Linked DNA regions of Homo sapiens: region 2 is linked to region 1. Evidence: chromatin loops called from intact Hi-C (ENCODE). Cell type or tissue: IMR-90. All regions are shown on one strand. Each heading gives the region's core, and the rest is flanking DNA. Links, peaks and the distances in the headings are about the cores only.

Region 1 (9,529 bases), core at 2,519-5,018:
ATTTTGCACTATTAATAGATATGAGACTGAGCATCAGAGAAGTTAAAGTCTTGCCCATGAACGCAGATTTGAGATTGAAATGTAGGTATGGTTAGCTTTCATGCTGTAATTCATTTCACTAAGTTTTGCTGCCTCAATATTAGAACTATTATTATTCCTGTGAAAGGGAAACTTTAAAAAGGGAACAGTTATAGGAATACTTGAGTCCAAAATTTTCATGGAAAAATTTTTAACCTTAGTGGAACCAAATATCTTAATAGTATGCAGAAAGGAACCATTCTCTAGCCTACAAATATGTTCTTTGGGGGAAGAAGGATTAATATTATCACTGAGTCATAAGTGTAAAATTTATGCAATATGGTTAAATTGAAATTAGTTATAATTTGGAGAAATTTGGAGGAGGTTATGATCATGGATACTGCACACAAGCTGTCACACACTTTCTAGATCTAGTTTTAATTACATGCACATGGATTATCCAATCTGACTATTAAACCTGGTAAATACTACACTAAGTTCTTATTAATATACTTATTTTGCTTAATTAAAGAAGTTATGTAGATTATAAAAATATATCTCTCTTTCAAGCTATTCCTCATATTCTCAAGACTTTTATTGGCAAAATCTATTGAAGCATAAACACAGTTTCTCACATAGTTATACTCCTCTCGCTATCCAGTTGAGTGCTATGTGCGCTGTAGAGGTTTAGTAATTATTTGGTGTTTTTGGCAAGCTTATCTTTTGTACATTCTTCTTGATTCCTAAACCTTTTAGAACACCCCCAACTTGAGCTTTCAGTGCAGCAATAACGTGGATATCTCTCTGCATCTCCATGTAGCTGCAGTTTTACATTGAACATAATTTCAATGTCAGTAGACTGCATGGTCTGCTATGTCAGAAAGAGGCAAGACATAGTGAGCTTTCCTAATACCTAAAATGCTCCTGTGGTGGTAGTGGGGACCAAAATCCAATGGGATTAAGAAAGATGGGTATTAAGCAGACTGCTTATATTGATATTGGAGAGAGTCAGGTCAAGTTTCGACCTTTTCATGTGTATTACCTAGTTTGGCAATGGCCTCCCCTACTCACCCAAAACCTGAGCAGATATCCTGGGCATAATCCAGTGCTCACCCCTATTTCCACACATGCTTTTAGTAACAGGATCCTATCCCATTCCTCTAAATCTTAAATTGTTCTCCCATTCATCCCTGTCTCGTCATTCCCATTGCTATTTCAGTCTTTATAACTTTGGTCCCACAATGTTTCTCTCTCTCTCTCTCTCTTTTTATGAATGAGCATTTCCCCACATTATTAAATTTCCTTCAAAATATGATTTTTATGCTCAACATCACTAATCATTAGAGAAATGCAAATCAAAACCACAATGAGATGCCATCTCACACCAGTCAGAGTGGCTATTATTAAAAGTCAAAAAACAACAGATTCTGGCAAGGTTGCTGAGAACAATGTATGCTTATATACTGTTGGTAGGAATGTAAATTAGCTCAGCCATTGTGGAAAGCAGTTTAGTGATTTCTCAAAGAACTCAAAACAGAATTACCATTTGACACAGTAATCCCATTGCTGAATATATACCCAAAGGAATATAAATTGTTCTGCCATGGAAACACATGCATGCATATGTTCATTACAGCATTATTCACAATAGTAAAAACATAGAATTAACCTAAATGCCCATCAATGGTAGACTGGATAAAGAAAATGTGTTATATACACACCATGGAATACTGTGCAGCCATAAAAAAGAATGAGAACATGTCTTTTGCAGCAACATGGATGGAGCTGGGGGCCATTATCCTAAGCAAACTAACACAAGAACAGAAAACAAAATACTGCATGTTCCCACTTATAAGTGGGAGCTAAACATTGAGTACATATGGACACAAAGAACAGACACCGGGGCCTGCTTAAGGTTGGAGAGAGTGAGGAGTGTGAGGATTGAAAAACTACCTATTTGGTACTATGCTTATTACCTGGGTGCCAAAATAATCTGTACACCCAGCTCCCATGACACACAATTTACCTATATAATATACCTGCATGTGCATCCCCAAACCTAAATAAAAGTTCAGACAAACATGATTTTTATGTTTTTGTGTTACTTTATCATATGGTTGTGTCCGATTTAAAAATCCCTCTATTTTGGCCAGGCGCAGTGGCTCACGCCTGTAATCCCAGCATTTTGGGAGGCCGAGGTGGGTGGATCACCTGAGGTTAGGAGTTCGAGACCAGCTTGGCCAAATGGCAAAACCCTGTCTCTACTAAAAATACAAAAATTAGCTGGGTGTGGTAGGGGGCGCCTGTAATCCCAGCTACTCACGAGGCTGAGGTAGGAGAATCGCTTGAACCCGGGAGGCAGAGGTTGCAGTGAGCTGAGATCTCACCACTGCACTCCAGCCTGGGCAACAGAGTGAGACTCTGTCTCAAAAAAAAAAAAAAAGAGTACCTCTATTTTTACTTAGATTATTTCCCCTCTTGGGCTCTTATAAATAATATTTCTGTACACATTTATATTTAAAAACATCTCTGGTCATTTCCTTAGGCTAAATTTCTAGAAATACAAATTCAGGGGCATAAGATCATATTTTTTAAAATAATGAAATACTTATTCTCCCATCAAAAGTATGATAGCATCTGTCTCACTAGAGTCTTGATTATTATTATCTAAAACAATCTTGTTAATTCAGTAGATAAAAATTTTATGTTATTTTAATCAATGTTTTTGAATGCTAGTGAGATAGAACATTTTTTGCATGTGTGTGTGATTTGCATCTCTAATTTTTGTAGTTTGTGATGTTTTGAATAGACATTTTAAATTTTAATGTAGTAAAATCTATTTTTTCTCATTTTCTACTGGTTTTATATTGATAAAACAGTTACATAAGTTAAATATTTATCTTTATTTTCTTCCTATTTTATAGTATTTAAAAAACCCAAAATATTTAACTCTTTATCTAAAATACATTTTGGTGCACCTTGTAAAATGAGCATTCAAAATTAAATTGGATAAATTTAATTTTTTCAAATAGGTAATAGTTTTCCAATTGTTAATTTTTACACAGGTTCTTGACTAGTTTCAAATACTGAGGTTTTAAATTTCATTTTTATATTTGATAGACTGAGTGCTCCTTCATTAATTTTTTTTCCAAAATATCTTTGTGTGTGTGTTGATTTTTCATCCAGAGAAATTTTAGAATAATGTTATCTACCTTCTTCCAAAATGTTACATTGGAAAAAATCGACATATTTAAGTATTTTGTGTTTCTTCATTTAGTCAGATCTTATTTTACATTTTTTTCAGTAGTCTATTTTTAGTCAGATAAGTTCCATACATATTTTTGTCATGGTTATTCATAGGCATTTTGTATAGATTGCTACTCTGAATAAGATATTTTATTCTACTGTATTTTCTAGCTCAATTTACTGGGATACATCTTTAAAATAGTTTTTCATAGTCATTTTTAATAGTTCCCACTGTTAATTTCAGCACCAGAGGGAGCTGTAGGGTAGTGGAAAAAGCCCTCATCATTGAGAAGGCCTGAATCTGAGTCCAGGCTCTGCAAATTATTTCCCATGTAGCCTTGGCCAAATTATCTATGAAATGGGAGAATTCTTCCTGCCTCTCACAGGGTGTTGGGAAAATCCACTCAGAAGAGTAGGCACTCTTATTATACAATGTGGGCAGCTGATTAATTTACCTAGGTGTGAGGCAGAACTTAACAGGCAGTAGTTTTTATCTGGAGATGGGGAAAAAGAAAAAGCATTAGTAGCATTTCCAGGATTTGATATTAAAGTCAATATCAGCTTCTCATTTTATGCATTATAAATATCACCTGAAATTGGATGACAGATCATTAGAATGGTATTGCGGGACAAACAGTGACTGGGAAGCCAGGGAACATGAGTCCTGGTCCCCACGGTGCCACTCTGTTGGGTGATCCTGCACCATTCAGTCTTTTGGGACCTCAGTTTGCTAATATGTAAAATAAAAATTCAAATGTAAGTCAAGACGCATAAACTAATTCAAGATTGTTTCCACAAATAAAATTAGTGTACTCAGTGGAATACATGACTTATTCTGGACATGCTTTATGATTTTCTGGATTGGTTTCCAGTGTCCTGGTGTAGACTTATGATACCTGATTTGGATGGGTTTCTTGCACTGCCTAAAGTTATCGTAATTGACAGGTTAACAAACGTGAATCTTTCAGGATTTTTTTTTAAAAAATAAATAAAACGATGGTGAAAGCACTACAGTTTTTCTATTTCAAATATATACATGTATTTAAAAATTCTCAAGCTATTATGTCTTTTAGACTATGAAAGCATCAGCAGACCCTTAACTAGAGCTTTGTGAGGGGCAGCGCTGCAATCCAATGAATAATATCTATGAATCCAGGATCACGTTGGATATTATCACTCATTACCATTGTGAGAAAAGGATGATTAAACTAATAGTTACTCGGAGACACTTCTGATGACAGGAGGCTATGATGAAAATAAACTGGCTTCAATATACATTTAGAACCGGTAATAATGGGATGTGGCAGGAAGCCAATAAATGAACATGGCCCTCCGCTCTGATCAATGAATTACTTTCCCTTCTCTTTCCCTGCTCTTGAGGGCAGCACAGGAACCTTAATGAAAAATCAATAACCCTCTGTAATTCAGAAATGGAATCAATCGTTTGACCTGACTTTTTCTTTTTCCTTGCTAAGAGAATGCTTAGCTCAAGATAGAATTCAGTTGTAAAGAGCTGTTCTTCAAAAAGCCTACAGAAGACACCTGATATCAGTCCACAACAATTTATACCTGCGATGGGTAGGACTTTTCTTCCTTGCCATCTTAAGGAGTAATGAGTCTTACGTTTATTTTCCCCCACAGTTCTTCCTCATAATCCCTATCTTAAAAATTATATGCAACCATTAGTTGTTTTGTTTTTTTAATGGTTCTTGTGGCAGTTACTGCTATCAGTGCTGCAGATGCTTTAAAACATAGGTTGATAGCTGTGGATGCTGTCTTTAAACCCATCTGGGATCAAATGGGAATCAATTTTTCCACAGATCTCTCTGCATACTTCCTCTAGCATCTGTTAACTATTAAATTTGTGCTCAAAACAAGCCAGGGCCCACGTGCCCTTGACCTAAAGGCAATTAGGACAGGCTGAAAGGTAATTAGGATGTAGGTTTAAAAATAGTGTTTTCAGGTTTTTATTGAAAATCTCTTATGACATAGGACGAGTTCTCAGGGCCCCTACTATATCACATGCTGTGGTGTACTGGTGAATCTTCGGCATCTGGCTTTCTTAGTGGGTGTGGCCCTAATTTGCAGGTTTTGCTGATTTCCATGGTGCTAATAGTACCACTATGGCTGATTTCAAACCACTATTGTGACTGTCACTGAACATGGAGTTGGGAGGAGACAACACAATGTACTCAGCTTGTGAGCTGGCCCTAGTATACCACAGTTGGCCATTTGGCACCTTTGCACAAATTAGAAAACAAACTCCCTTCTGTGTGGACACCACATGACTTGATGAGTGGTATGGGGGAATAGATTTTAATCCCCACTTTGCCTCCTGGCCAAGCGTTATTGTGCAGTATTTTAATCTGCAGAAGCACATGTGAACTCTGGGAGTAACTTGGGGCCCATAAATCCTTAAGGGCTCATGGATGGACTTCAGAGAATCTGCAACTTCCTGTACAGTCAGCTGTGTGTGTATGTGTGTATGTGTGTGCATGAGCCTTTATCTGGGGAGAGGATTAATGACTTTTAACAGATTTTCAAAAGGATCCCTAATTTAAAAATTTAAATCCTTGAAAATTCTGGTTACGTTGGTAGAAATCTGGGGACTTTGAGACTACATTTAAATGCAATTCAAGGGATATAAAGCCACAAGACCTAGTAAGAGTCTTGATTTTGCAGCTTTCTAGGAAAAAAGGGCACAATTTTGAAATTGGAGGCAAAAATGAAATTTTGATAAGCCTGGGCATTTTTGAATACCTCATAGATACATGCATGTTTACATTCCGTATAATGATGCAGTCAGAAGGCAACAGGATTTAGTATTCTTGCCTTCACTATATGCTAATCCCAGCAACATGCATTAAGAAAATAGGGAATTATTCATCCCTTTTTGTCCTTTATAATGCAGAGCACTTCAAAAATTTCCAACTCCTTTTCTGTCTTTTTCCCAGGGCTAGGCTTACACCCAATTTATGGTCATCTTGCTCATGCTCATCCTGCACAATTTCTAGCATTTGGAGAATGTTTCTCATGGTAGCATCTAATGCCTGTGGCTGCTGAGAGAAAGCAGCGATGAGGGGAAGACACTGACCTCTGTTTGGGTGAGTATTTTAGTGTAAACCAGAGAGTTACCATCTAAGAGTATCACGTAGCTATATAGGCTTAAAACATTCATTTCTGGAGCGTTTTATATCATATTTTTCATTTAATCACCCAATGTCAAGTCTAATAACGTAGGTCTCTTTATCACCATTTTGTGGAGATTTAGAAACCGAGATTCAGAGGCATGAGAACATGTGCAAGGGAATCAAAAATTAGAAACTTAGTCAGGCCCCAAACCCAGCTCTTCTGAAATCTCGTCCAAGGCTCCTTCCAGTACTCCCACTGTCGCACTGTTGTGGTGCCCCTGCTTGTTCCAGTGGTTGAAGGTTCAAGCAAGCATGAGTGCCAGCCCAATCACGGGTACACTGAGGGTAAACCTCAGGACTGCTGTCTGGAGTGTAGTTATTTTAATATTTCTAATGACAATTCTGAAGGCAACAAGGGCTTTGGAGCCCAACAAACCTGTGGTGGAATCCTGACTCTGCCATTTCCTGGTTCTGTAACCTCTGTCAGTCTCAATTTTATTTTCTGTAAAATGGGGGTAACAGCACTTCCTTCAGGATTTTGTGAATATTAATGTACATAAAGCACTTATACCATGCCTGAAAGGTCCACAGTAAGTATTCCCTAAATGATAACTATATTAATTCTTAGTACTATACTCAACATTCTGATATATTTACCACAGTGAAAACCAACACTACTTCATCTAGAAGTTGAAGGTCATAATTTATTGGAAGACTTTATTTGAAAACACCTGCACCAATATAAATGTAAAAGGTTCCAAATAGGGTCACATGGATAAAGTCTTTGTTTCTACTCTTTAAAACACCCGACGCAGCTACCCCAAAGGAGCCTAATGTAACAAAGAAAAAAGAAAATAATTAAAACAAACCCTCTGCTCCTTCAAACCTCAGCACTCTCAGGCATCTGTGCTAAAGCTTCTAATGGTCTTGATTTCCTGGTCTGCCTAAGTCCAAAAAACAATGACTGATGTTTCTGTTATTTGTGTGGTCTGCTTCTCTGAGTTTACACTGAATGATGTGTTGTTCCCCGCTATTTCTGTTCCCAGTCAGCATTACTGCTGAGTTTCAATTACTTTATCTCATCACAAACACTCTGCCACTACTGTCAGCGTTAGTCTATTCTTCCCATCGTGTATATATTTTTTTTTCCCATGGATGTGTGGAAGATTTCTCTTCTGGTGGACAGATCCCTTCTGCTTCTGTGCCTGCTGCTTCTGCTGTGTGGTCTGTTTGATGAATGTCTGGACTGCTGGCAAGAAGGCAGGCTGCACTCCTTGGCATGAAGCTGAGCGCACTCACTGTGGCAAAGTGACCATGCATTACCACACTTGCATTTTAGGTTTCCAGGTATCTTATTCCTTGACATCTTCTTAACTCCAAGCAGAGAGGAGTATTGATTGAAATGTTTAGGATTCTGGGGCAGATGGATACATTCATGAAAGGGAGGCCCTGAGAGCTGGCACAGACAGACCAAAAATGCAGTCATTTCTCCTCTACCTAGCTCCTCTCATAGTGGGTTCAGTTGGCATCAAACACCCCTCTTTCCTCCTTTTCTCCAAAAAGACCTGTTCTGGTTTTCAGAAAGACTTGCTTTCATTCCTCAAGAACATTTTTCAAATTTCCCCATTGTGTTACAGAGGCAGTATCCCTCCCTCCCTCCCTCCCTCCCTCCCTCCCTCCCTCCCTTCCTTCCTTCCTTCCTTCTTTCCTCTTTTTCCTTCCTTGATTCCTTTCCTTCCTCCTACCCTCCCTCCTTTTCTCCTTTCATTCCTTCATTCGTTCTTTCTTTGTATTATCTTTATCTGTAACTTTTAGTTCAAAAGCATGGACTTTGGAACCAGACAACCTGAACTGAATTCCAACAACCCCACCTAACAGCTGTATATCATATGGCAGGTTATTTACCCTCTCTGTGTCTCAGTTTACTGATCTGTAAAATTTGGGTAATAATAGGGTTAATTCTTAGGGTATTCTTATGATTCAGTGAGTTAATATATGTGTAATTATTGCATAGTGAGTTGTGTTGGCTATTATTCACTCATTTATACACTTACTTATTTTATAATCCACACCCATATCACATTGACTGAAGACATTTTAGGATTCACTGTGTTAGCTTTTAAATTTAGAAATGAGAAATATAAATGCAATGCATTAAAAAAATTCTGTGTACATTCACCCCATAAAAATGTAGAAAAAAATAAATAAAAAATATTTAAAGAAAAAGGCATTTTCCAGAACATGCTTTGGTGTTGACATTTCTAAGAGCAAGAAAGCACAATTATCCAACTCTGAATACTGTTGGCTTTGGTTGCATGCACCAGATTAAAATGTGTAGGTAACTAAATACAACCGTAGGTTTTCATTGCAATCTGCTATGTGTATTTTTTGGGTTTTAGTCCCAGCTGTTCAATGTATATTTAGTTAAGTAATGTAGCTATGTAAGAACAAGTGTTATGCCTATTTATAAAGGCACATTGTTTTAATTGACTGCACATGTATGTTTTATTTTACTCTGGGTAGAAAGTACCCAGACTCAAGCCCATTCTGCATGGCTACCTCCAGAATATGTGAGCACACTGGAAGGCAGAAAGTTGATTTTCTCCCATGCTTCCAAAGACAAAGGCCTTGGGATGATCTTGGACATTGTTTTTCTAGTGATATTTGTTTTTGTATACAATCATGTAGGTCTTCCTGGAGTTCTGATCACAGCTTTTTTGCATTCCACATAGTGGATACCCACATGTAGGAGCTTTAAATATGTTGTGAAAAAATTGTTTGATGATATTTCTCTATCTTGAACTTATTAACACATCAGAATCCCACCTGTAAAGTGCAGAGAGTATACCTATACTTCCTGCCTCACCAAGATTTTTTAAGCTCCTTCAACCATTGGTCAGATGTCTTTAAAAAAATTTAAGGATTTTTTTTTTTTTTAAATAGAGCATACTTCCAAGTGCTCTTTGTCACCATACGTAGATTTCTAGGTAAGGTCCATTTTGTTGATATGCTGGGAGAAATGCATATTTAGATTCAAAGCCAAATTATCAAGTGGAATATAAGCAGAGCAAATATCAAAGTGTATTTTTAGTACTTTGGCATTTTGACATGAGTTCTTGCCAATCAGTTTCCTT
Region 2 (9,529 bases), core at 3,919-6,418, 1.2 Mb after region 1:
ACACACCACATACGCACACCACACACGCACCACACACACCACACATCACATCACACGTACAGACACAACACACCACACATGCACACCACACATACACACCACACATATGCAACACACATACCACACACACAGCACACACACAGTACATACACCACACACTACACACATACACACACAACCACACACACCAGACCACACATACACTGTCCCCCGCAACACACACACACACACACACACACCCCCAGCTGCCTCCTGAACAGTTTCTCCCAGCTTGGAAATTTCATTTTTTTCCTGAAGGTGAAATATGACCTCAAAGGGGTGTAGAAAATTTAGCCTGCCCAAGAGCTAAACTGGGATTGGGGTGAGAAGGTGGGCCTTCTCACTCCCTTTTCCTCCTCCAAATGCATTTTATTTGACAGAAGGCCCAGAACGTTGAGGCAGTAACATATGCCTCAGGCTGGTGGGCCTGAATGATTGCCTTCTAGCTTTGTAAACTGGCTGGGCAGCAGCTGCGGAGCTCTTTGCCTCTGCTTCATGAATCATATTCCTAAGGCAACCTCTGCTTTTCCCACTTTAGATATGGAACTTAGAACGTTTTAGAAACCTGTATTCTCCAGGCCTAGTGAATAAAGAAACTGAAAAAAATTTAATTCTTTTATTTTAATCTTTAGGATTAGAGGTCTGGTACAGGTGTTCTGTTTGAATAGCTAACCTGGTTATGCTCATTATTATTTGCTTATCTCTTTTCAAGTTGTGTGTGAGCATTAGAATATAAATCTATGCATATGTGCAGGCATGTGCATATGTGTTCAAATATGTAAGTATATATTACAAACTGATACACATATTTATATATACAGACATACATAAACATTTTAATCCACACACAGGCACATAACTGGCAGGCGTTATTCTAAGTGCTTTTCATGTGTTTACTTGCTTTAATTCTCACAGCCTACCCAAGGGCTACTGAGAATCCCACTCCATCATGTTTCAGCATTGTGTAGTTAGTACGGTTGTCACTCTGAAACAGAAAGATGAGAATGTGATAATGTAATGAAAAAATAGTGACTCTTATGTCAGGAAACCGGTTCCAAATTTTGTGGCCTTTCCATTTATTTATCTTAGTTTCCTTTACTTGAACATGTGAATAATACCACCTGTGGGCTTATCACATAGCGGTGTCTTGAAAAGCAAATATAATTCTACATGTAGCAGCTTTTTGTACTATTGAATATGATTGACTCCCATGTTGGTAAAAGAGATATGCTTTTAGCCTCAACTTATCTTTCTCAGGTAGTCAAAATGCTCTCATACCTCTATAAGAAATCTTTTGTGACCTTGACTTACTTTAATGATCTTTTCTCATTTTTAACCAGAGGTGGGAGTAATCGCTGGTTTGATTTTGTGGTTGTTTATGTAATTACTCAGGATTTTACTCTGTGCCTCAAGCTTACAGGAGAGTCACTGAAAAAATGTTTGATACATAATATCATGTAAGCCTATAGGTTCATTCATGATATATATATATACACACACACACACACACACACACACTCCACACACACATGCACCCCACATAAAACTATATATATATATATATATATATACACAGTTATGTGTATATAACTATATATATATATTTTAGTTGGCTTAGCTGTAATAATCTTAAATTATAAATACAGCGTGTTCCTAGTGCTTAAAAATTGTAAGTCAGCCTAATGCTAAGGATGGAAAAGGCTATAAGAGGAGTTCTAGATATAATTTGCCATGCTGTAGAAAGTATGGTTACAATGCAGGAGAGAAGCTTATCCCTTTTCCTAGTTACTATGTAACAAATTGCACCTTACTTAGAAAGCTACACTGTGCTCAGTGCTTAATGAAGACAATGTTCCCTCTACAGATCAAAACGGATCCCTCACTCCAGCTCAAGCTTTTTCCTGTTTTTAAATGGATCTTTAAAAATAATGCATGACTTAAAAAATCATAAAGAACTCTAATGCTGCTAAAACATAGAGACTTGAAGAATGCATACAATATCTTGTTTTCCCAAATTATTTAGAGAATAAATTCTTTAAGTAAAAAATAAACAAGGAAGGAAGGGAGGGAGGGAGGGAGGGAGGAAGGAAGGAAGGAAGGAGAAGAGAAGAGGGACGGAGTAAAGAAAAGGAAGGAAGGATGGAAAGAAGGAAGAGAGAAATTGGGAAGAAAAATAATCATGGGATTAATTTATCTAACTTTTTGTCCCTTTACTTCTTTTCCCACAAATGTCCAGCCACCAATTCCAAATTCCTCTCATACTGTTTTTTTTTTTTTTTTGGCATTTTCTTTGGAGAAGAGCCTTACTGTGGGTTTCAGAGTAGAAATCCATAAATCAGTCCCACCGTTGACTAAGATCTCTTGTGCACACCTGCTTCGAGGATTAAAATCTGGACAGGCATACCATGATTGCACTTTTCTCTGAGGATTCATCTCTGGGTGGGTGTGTTGGTGTTATACTATTGCCTGTGCCACTTTTTCTGTGTTTTGTTATTTTTTTGTGAAGTGTGAAACTTTTTTTTTTTTTAAGCAATTGATGACTTTTTTCTCTCTCAAACAAATGAATAAAGTCCTGTTTTACACTCTGGCAAAATTTCACTGGGTCTTTGAGAAAGACAAACAGAGCCAAACAGTGACACCCAGCCCCCAAATGGATGCAAATCATGTAATTAGAAAAATTTTAGTATCCATAGTGTTCAGTTCTTCTTTAGGCTAAGAGGTCCAGCGTCAGGGCTAAGCGAAGGAGGAGGAAAGAAAATAAAGGAAATATTCCTGCAAGGTCCTTCCTAGAAAGATAAGAGTTAGCCTTCAGGAAGGAGTAAATTGACTTTTTCATTAAAATGCTTTTGTAGACAGTGCTAGTTTAACTATTTGCTTTAGCAGGGCTAGGTGGATAAATGGTGAATGCCATGAAGCTTATTTTCAGGGACATTCGATCTGCTCCCTAAATTCCATCTCAGAACCTCCCATTTTCAATCGTCTCTTACCTTTAGGCTCTCTTAGATTTCCCTGAGTTCTATCCCCTCCAACAAAGAGGTAGTATCCAAAATTGCCACCTGTGTGAATAAACAGCAAAAAAAAAAAAAAAAAAAAGTCTGAATTTACATGAAGGTATTTGCTTCTCCATTTGCTTTTTAAAGCTTAATTTCTAATTTTGGAGCAGTCTAAGTAAAGATGAAGGATCGATATGCAGAGGTACTTCTCCACCAGGGTAATAATGCCTAAAACTCCTTCCAAATCAGAGGTATTTGACTTTGAGGCTGCATCTGAAAGTATTTATTAAACCTCCAAACATGCCTAAACTTAAAGCCAGGGAGATATTTAGGAAACCTAACATTCAAAAATCTAATTCCAAGCATAGTAAAGCTAATAGCATGGTAAAACAAGTCTCATCAAGTTATATGATTGCCAGCAGCTCACATTTGAATTTCTTAAATCCTTTAAATATTCAAAATACATTTATTTATAACAACTCAGAAATAGAAACTTGGAATTTTAGATATATATATTTCTCATATATATATTTCAGATATATATATATATATATATATATATATATATATATATTCACAAGTTACTCTCTTCTCTGGGATGGGGGCTTTCCTTTGAATACATTTCAGGAGAAGAAATTTAAAGTTTAATGTACAATTTCTGAGTGCCTGTCATACTGGCTCTTTACAGCAGCCTGCTCGAAGACCCAGGCACATGGCCAAATAGAAAATCAGATAAGGATGCTAAAAAGAGGGGACCTCTGGCAATGACTTCCCCATGTTATTGACTCCATAAGAAAAGGCTCAAAAAGAAGATAATTTCCCCCAATCCTTCCATCCTCAGAAAATTTTATTATAAACCATAGATAATAAGAGCTCACAAGGAAAGAAAAAGTAATACTATCCATAGGACACTGTAGAGTTAGATCACACAGGGAGAGACCTTTCTAAATCACCAAGGTAGCTGTTAAAAATGCAGTTTCCCATAGGCACCCTCAGAGATTTGATGAATCTTATGTGGGACCTAGAATCTTGCATTTTCAGCAACCAGCACCAGATGATTTTAGAGTAGGTGGCTCTTGATCCTCACTTTTGAAACACCGAAGAGAGGTTAGAACTAGCCCTATGATGACTTAAATTAAAATGTAGGAGTACATCAGTCTAGAAAATAGCTATGTTCCAGAAATATGGACAGTAAATTGAATTATGTTGTTGTAAATACAGACTTTTAAAAAAACTTCATTTATGTTCTATCTTTGTTTCAGATTGATTTTCACATTTTACTCCTCCTTGCCCACTCAAGTTAGGGTCATTAGTAAGAACAAGAAAAATGTAATTGCATGAGCAAGTACCTATTCAAGAAAATGTTTAAGCTAAATCTTTATGGAAAATATAGTGTGCATCTACCATCACCCTCTGAGGAATTTGCTTTTTATTTTTTGGATTTTTTTTTTTTTTTGGGATGGAGGTTCACTCTTGTTGCCCAGGCTGGAGTGCAATGGTGCAAACTCAGCTTACTGCAACCTCCACCTCCCGGGTTCAAGCGATTCTCCTGCCTCAGCCTCCCAAGTAGCTGGAATTACAGGCGCCCGCCAAAACGCTGGGCTAATTTTTTGTATTTTTAGTAGAGACGGGGTTTCACCGTGTTGGCCAGGCTGGTCTTGAACTCCTGACCTCAGCTTATCCACCTGCCTTAGCCTCCCAAAGTGCTGGGAATTTTTTGGATTTTTACACATTCATTTTCTAAAATTGTTTCACAACTTATTTGTATGTGTGTGTTCACGAACCTCACCAATTCAGGCTCTGACATCAAGCTCCCAAGAGCTGTCTGAAGCTATGTTTTTCAAATGAATAATAACAGCAGAATTGAAAACTCTTGAGCTAACATTTTGCTCTCAACTCCAGCCTGCTAGTCAACTACTGCTGCTTCTCTGCCAGCTGATGACTGCACGGAGGCTGCCACTTTCTGATGGTGAGTGACTCTAGGCCTCAAGTGATTCAGACGCCACTGACTCTTGCTGCAGAAACTTTTGGTACTAGGGAAACAGACTCTTCCATTCACTTCACGTCACTTAACTTTCTACTGCAGTGTCCATTCACCTAGGACTCAGGCCTGAGTCTGAGGAGGTGGGGCCAAAGGAGCACCAGGTATAATGCAGTATTCACAATCACCCATCAGTTCTGATGTTGCTTATTATTTCCAAACACAATAAGGGCTCTTGGAATGCAACCCTTATATAAACATAGCTGTGATGATCCTGCCTTCTAGATGTGTCAGCACATGCCTGAAAGAAAGAGTAGGTGCCCTCTAATTCTGGGGCCACGGCTACACAGTTGCTAAATAAAGTCTAAAGTCCACACAGTTGCTTATAAGCACAAAGAATCCTGCTAAGAAATTAGATTAGAAGTCAGATTAAACATTTATTCTCATTCTGCCTCCACCATTCTCCAGCTGTGTAACCTTGAATGAACTAACTTCTCTAAACTCCAGTCTTCTCATCTGTAAATGAGAGAGTTAGATGAGATCAGAGATTCTCAGACTTCAGAATTTGTAATAATTACTAGGGAGAGTGGTAAATAGGCTTGGCTCTAATTTCTGGAGATTCAGAATGAGGGCAGCAGTGGCTAGGATACTGATTTTTTTTTTTTTTTAATAGGGACTCACTCTGTCACCTGGGCTAGAGGGCAATGGTGTGATCATAGCTCACTGCAGCCTCCAACTCCTGGGCTCAGGCAGTCCTCTGTCTCAGCCTCCCGAGTAGCTGGGACTACAAGTGCATGTCACTGTGCCTGGATAATTTTATTTTAAATTTGTATAGATGGGGTCTTGCTTTGTTACCTAGGCTGGTCTTGAACTCCTGGTTTCAAGCAATCTTCCGGCCTTGGCCTCCAGAAGTTCTGGGAATTACAGGAAAGAGCCACACTGCACCTGGCCTGTGATTTGCATTTTAATAAACCCTCTGGATGATTCTCTAACCACGTCTGGGAAATATTTGTCTAAATCAATGATTATTCATTGTGGTCCTATTAGAAACATTTAGAAAGTATTAAAAATATACTAGTGACTGGTCCCTCTCCAAATTAATTCATCATAATATCTGGGTATTTTGTCAGGGCATTGCTAGTGCCTCAAAAAAATCTTTGTGCATCAAGGGTCAAGAATCAGTGGATTAAATAATCTATAAGAACTTTTCTCAGCTTTTGAATTACAACTTCCAACCTAGCATTCTTGGTTCTATATCACAATACGTCGGTTATAAATGTGGAGTATGCTGTGTATGCAGACTTGCTAGTTATTATGAGCTGAATTATGCCCCTCCCCTCACCCAAGTTCATATGTTGAGGTCTTAACGCCCAACACCTTGGAATGTGACTGTATTTGGATTTAGGGCCTTTAAAATTAAGTTATTGGTTGGGTCCTAATCCAATAGGGCTGATGTCCTTATATGAAGGGTAGATTAGGACACAGATAACACAGACAGAGGGGCGACTATGTGAGGATACAGTAAGAAGGTGACCATTTGCAAGCCAAGGAGAGAGACCACGGAAGAAACCAAACCTGTCAACACTTTGTTCTTGGCCTTCTAGCCTCCGGAATTGTGAGGAAATGAATTTCTGTTGTTTAAGTCACCCAATATGTGGTATTTTGTTATGGCAGCCCTGAGAAACTAATACACTAGTCAAATAGTTCACTGAAACCTATCTTACTTTGAAGAAAATAATGTTCGTCTAATTAGTTCAGAAACAACATATCTCTAAGTATCGACATAAATACACTAAATTAAAGGCTTAACTATACAAAAATAAGTGATTTTGTAGTTTTTTCCCCCAAAGTCATGATTGAAAACAGGTTATGGAAATAAGTAATGCCTTTTAAAATATCATGATCTAACCTTGAGGATGATGTTTTAAATAAAAGGATTAAGAAAGAGCAGGACTAGAAATAATTTCAGTGCTTTTCACTACCAATAATGAATAGCAAACCCAATTTCAATTAAATCAACAAACAACTACCAAATGTTTAACGTTATCTGGTAAGATATAATGTAAATTTTAATTATGAACATATATGAAGCAGAATCTGTTATTTTAGTTTTGATGCCAGGTTTTTATAAAACCACCCTGTCTATTCCCCTCGTATATCCCAATTTCTTAAGTGTCTTCCTTAAGGTTTCCTCAATCTTAACTTTCATCGTATCTATTCAAAGTAAAAATACTAGAGATCCATTTAAAATCAGAGCCCGGGAAAGAACAAACTATTAAAGAAAAAGATATATTGCCACCTAGTGGAAGACAGGCGGAATCATCTTCTTGTAATTCAAGTTTTAAACCACAGAATGGTTAGTACAAGCAATGTTTTTAAATGGTTTTTGATAGTGTGTAATTATGCTTTGTTATTTAAAAGATGTCTTTCCTGTTTAGCTGCTAAATCACTTTTAACTTTTGAGTTATATATTTAGCAATCACTTAAAGGTATACGCTGCTGCTATATATATTGAGCAATAAAGTTGAACATAGTCTTTCTCAAAAACATTGAGCTAGAATGCTAAAAACACTTACAGGTAATTCTGAAAAATATTTACCACCCACAGAATGTCAGTAGTATGGTAAACAGCCAATGTAAACATAGCTGACCAAACATTGGTAAGTCACTTCTCTGGACCTGTTTCCTCATTTAAAACAATGGGGTTACACTATGTAATTTATAAAATATTTTCAATTCTAATATAATTAGATTAAGTAGTTATAATATACACTTATATTTATTATGTTTTAGGTCTCTGTAATAGTTAGGTGAGTGACCAAACTTGGTTTAGAAAGTAGTATTGGTGAATTATTTGGTGTGTGTCCTTGAAATAACATTTCAGCATAGAACTAAAAGAAGTTTATTAATGGGAAGGAACTTCCTATCTATTTATTTGGTTGCCAGGTTTCCAGAGTTTTTTTTTCCATGAGAGTAAGGTGACCTGGCTAATTTTAACTTCAGCAATTACACTCTATCCAGCTAAATTATCCTTGCAACTTTTATTTGAGTATAACATCGTTTATTGTTTCCTGTCCTAAACTTTTAGGAAGTTGTTATTAACTGATTTACTCTTGTTGACCTTTAACAAATACACAGGATGATATTAACTACTGGTAATTCTATAAGAGCCTTTCTTTCTATAGGCCAGGAAAGGAAAGGGGAGTTTAAAGATACTTCCCTTTTAGTTGCCCTTGGTATGTCCCAAGAATGTCACAATCCTTAATTAGTTAACCATATGATGTGCAGGACCTCTGAAAAGATTTTATTTCAGATGGTATAACGCAAGGAGCTTAAGTTATCAAATTGTTCTTGCTCCAATTGTTGGATACAATTTCCTTCTGTACAGTATTTAGAAGTGTCACCAAAAGACTTCCCTTTCAAACAGAATGAACTTAATGTGAAAATGTCAATAAGTCTAATAAAAATAAGGAAGCATGGTAAATTAGTAGGTGTCTTGAAATACTACCGAGAGGAAGTTTGCTATCAGCACTCAACTTTTAAATAATTAGTTGTGAGAAACTGCATATTATAATACATGATCATTAATAAAATAGAGTACTTAGAAAAAAATTGATATCAAACTTCTGTTTGAGGCTTTGTCCAGAGATAAGACACACAGGGAGGCTAATTATAATATTTCTAGTAACTTTTCTCACTTTTTCCTTCTATCCTATCACCACACACACACACAAAAAGAAAAGAAAACGAAAAAGACAAAAAAAGGTTAATTTTTCAGTTTACATTTATTCTGAATAAAGTTTGGAAAAATAAATTTGGAATGAAGTCCCAAATGTGAAGCTGGAAACTACCCGCCTTGTTAGAATATTTTAACTGCTTCTCTCAACTGCATTTTCTATACAAATTATATGGTCATCAGATTCAACTAGTTTGAGAAGTAAAAGTTTCCATTTATAATGTGAAATACTCTTTCTCCTGTCAGCTTGTGTAGCTGCCTCACATCACTTTCATTATCCGTGGCACCAGCCTTTTATATATTGTCTTCAAATTATTCAGGTAGGTAGCTTCAGCAATTTATATACATTTATATATATATATATATATATATATATATAAATGTATATAAACATGCAGTACCTCTTTTAAATATATATAAAATAATGCAGTACCTCTTTTAAATATATATTTATATATATTTTATATATATATAATTTGAAACAACAGTTGGATGTGACTAGAACAAATTGAAAGTAATCACACATGTCATTAGAGAAACAATTTCTGTAGGTTTCAAAACCCTCTTAGATTGACCTATGTCTTAAATTTCAACATAATTTAATATATCTGTTCCTTGAACAGATACATATGTCAACTGATTACCATTATCATTCTCTTTAAGATAGCATTATTTCCTTAAATTGTATTGGTAGCAGTACCAAATAACAAGCATAATGATGAGATGATGCCCTACCTAGTAATCTGTGTTGGTCTCTTTACTGTTGCTTATACCACAGTA

Evidence for each region. Hi-C counts contacts between places; a loop is a spot of excess contacts. Peaks named below come from ENCODE experiments on the same cell type or tissue, not always from the same donor. Only the 100,000 strongest peaks of a DNase experiment are listed, where the experiment ranks them.
Region 2: it touches region 1 in a loop (10-fold over the local background); 34 of 110 quality-filtered maps call a loop at or near these places.

The regions. Positions count from the first base shown.
Region 1 is chr4:79,038,757-79,048,285 of GRCh38, forward strand. All of the region lies in intron 2 of LINC01088 (long intergenic non-protein coding RNA 1088), which reads left to right. Among named protein-coding and RNA genes, the nearest start is that of LINC01088, 72 kb to the left of the region's middle. In IMR-90, for the core only: a CTCF peak has its summit at 3,516 (motif pointing right); no DNase peak of the experiment used is centred there.
Region 2 is chr4:80,208,326-80,217,854 of GRCh38, forward strand. No RefSeq gene overlaps it. Among named protein-coding and RNA genes, the nearest start is that of PRDM8, 16 kb to the left of the region's middle. In IMR-90, for the core only: no CTCF peak of the experiment used is centred there; DNase peaks (open chromatin) are centred at 4,996 and 5,296; H3K27ac peaks cover 812 bases.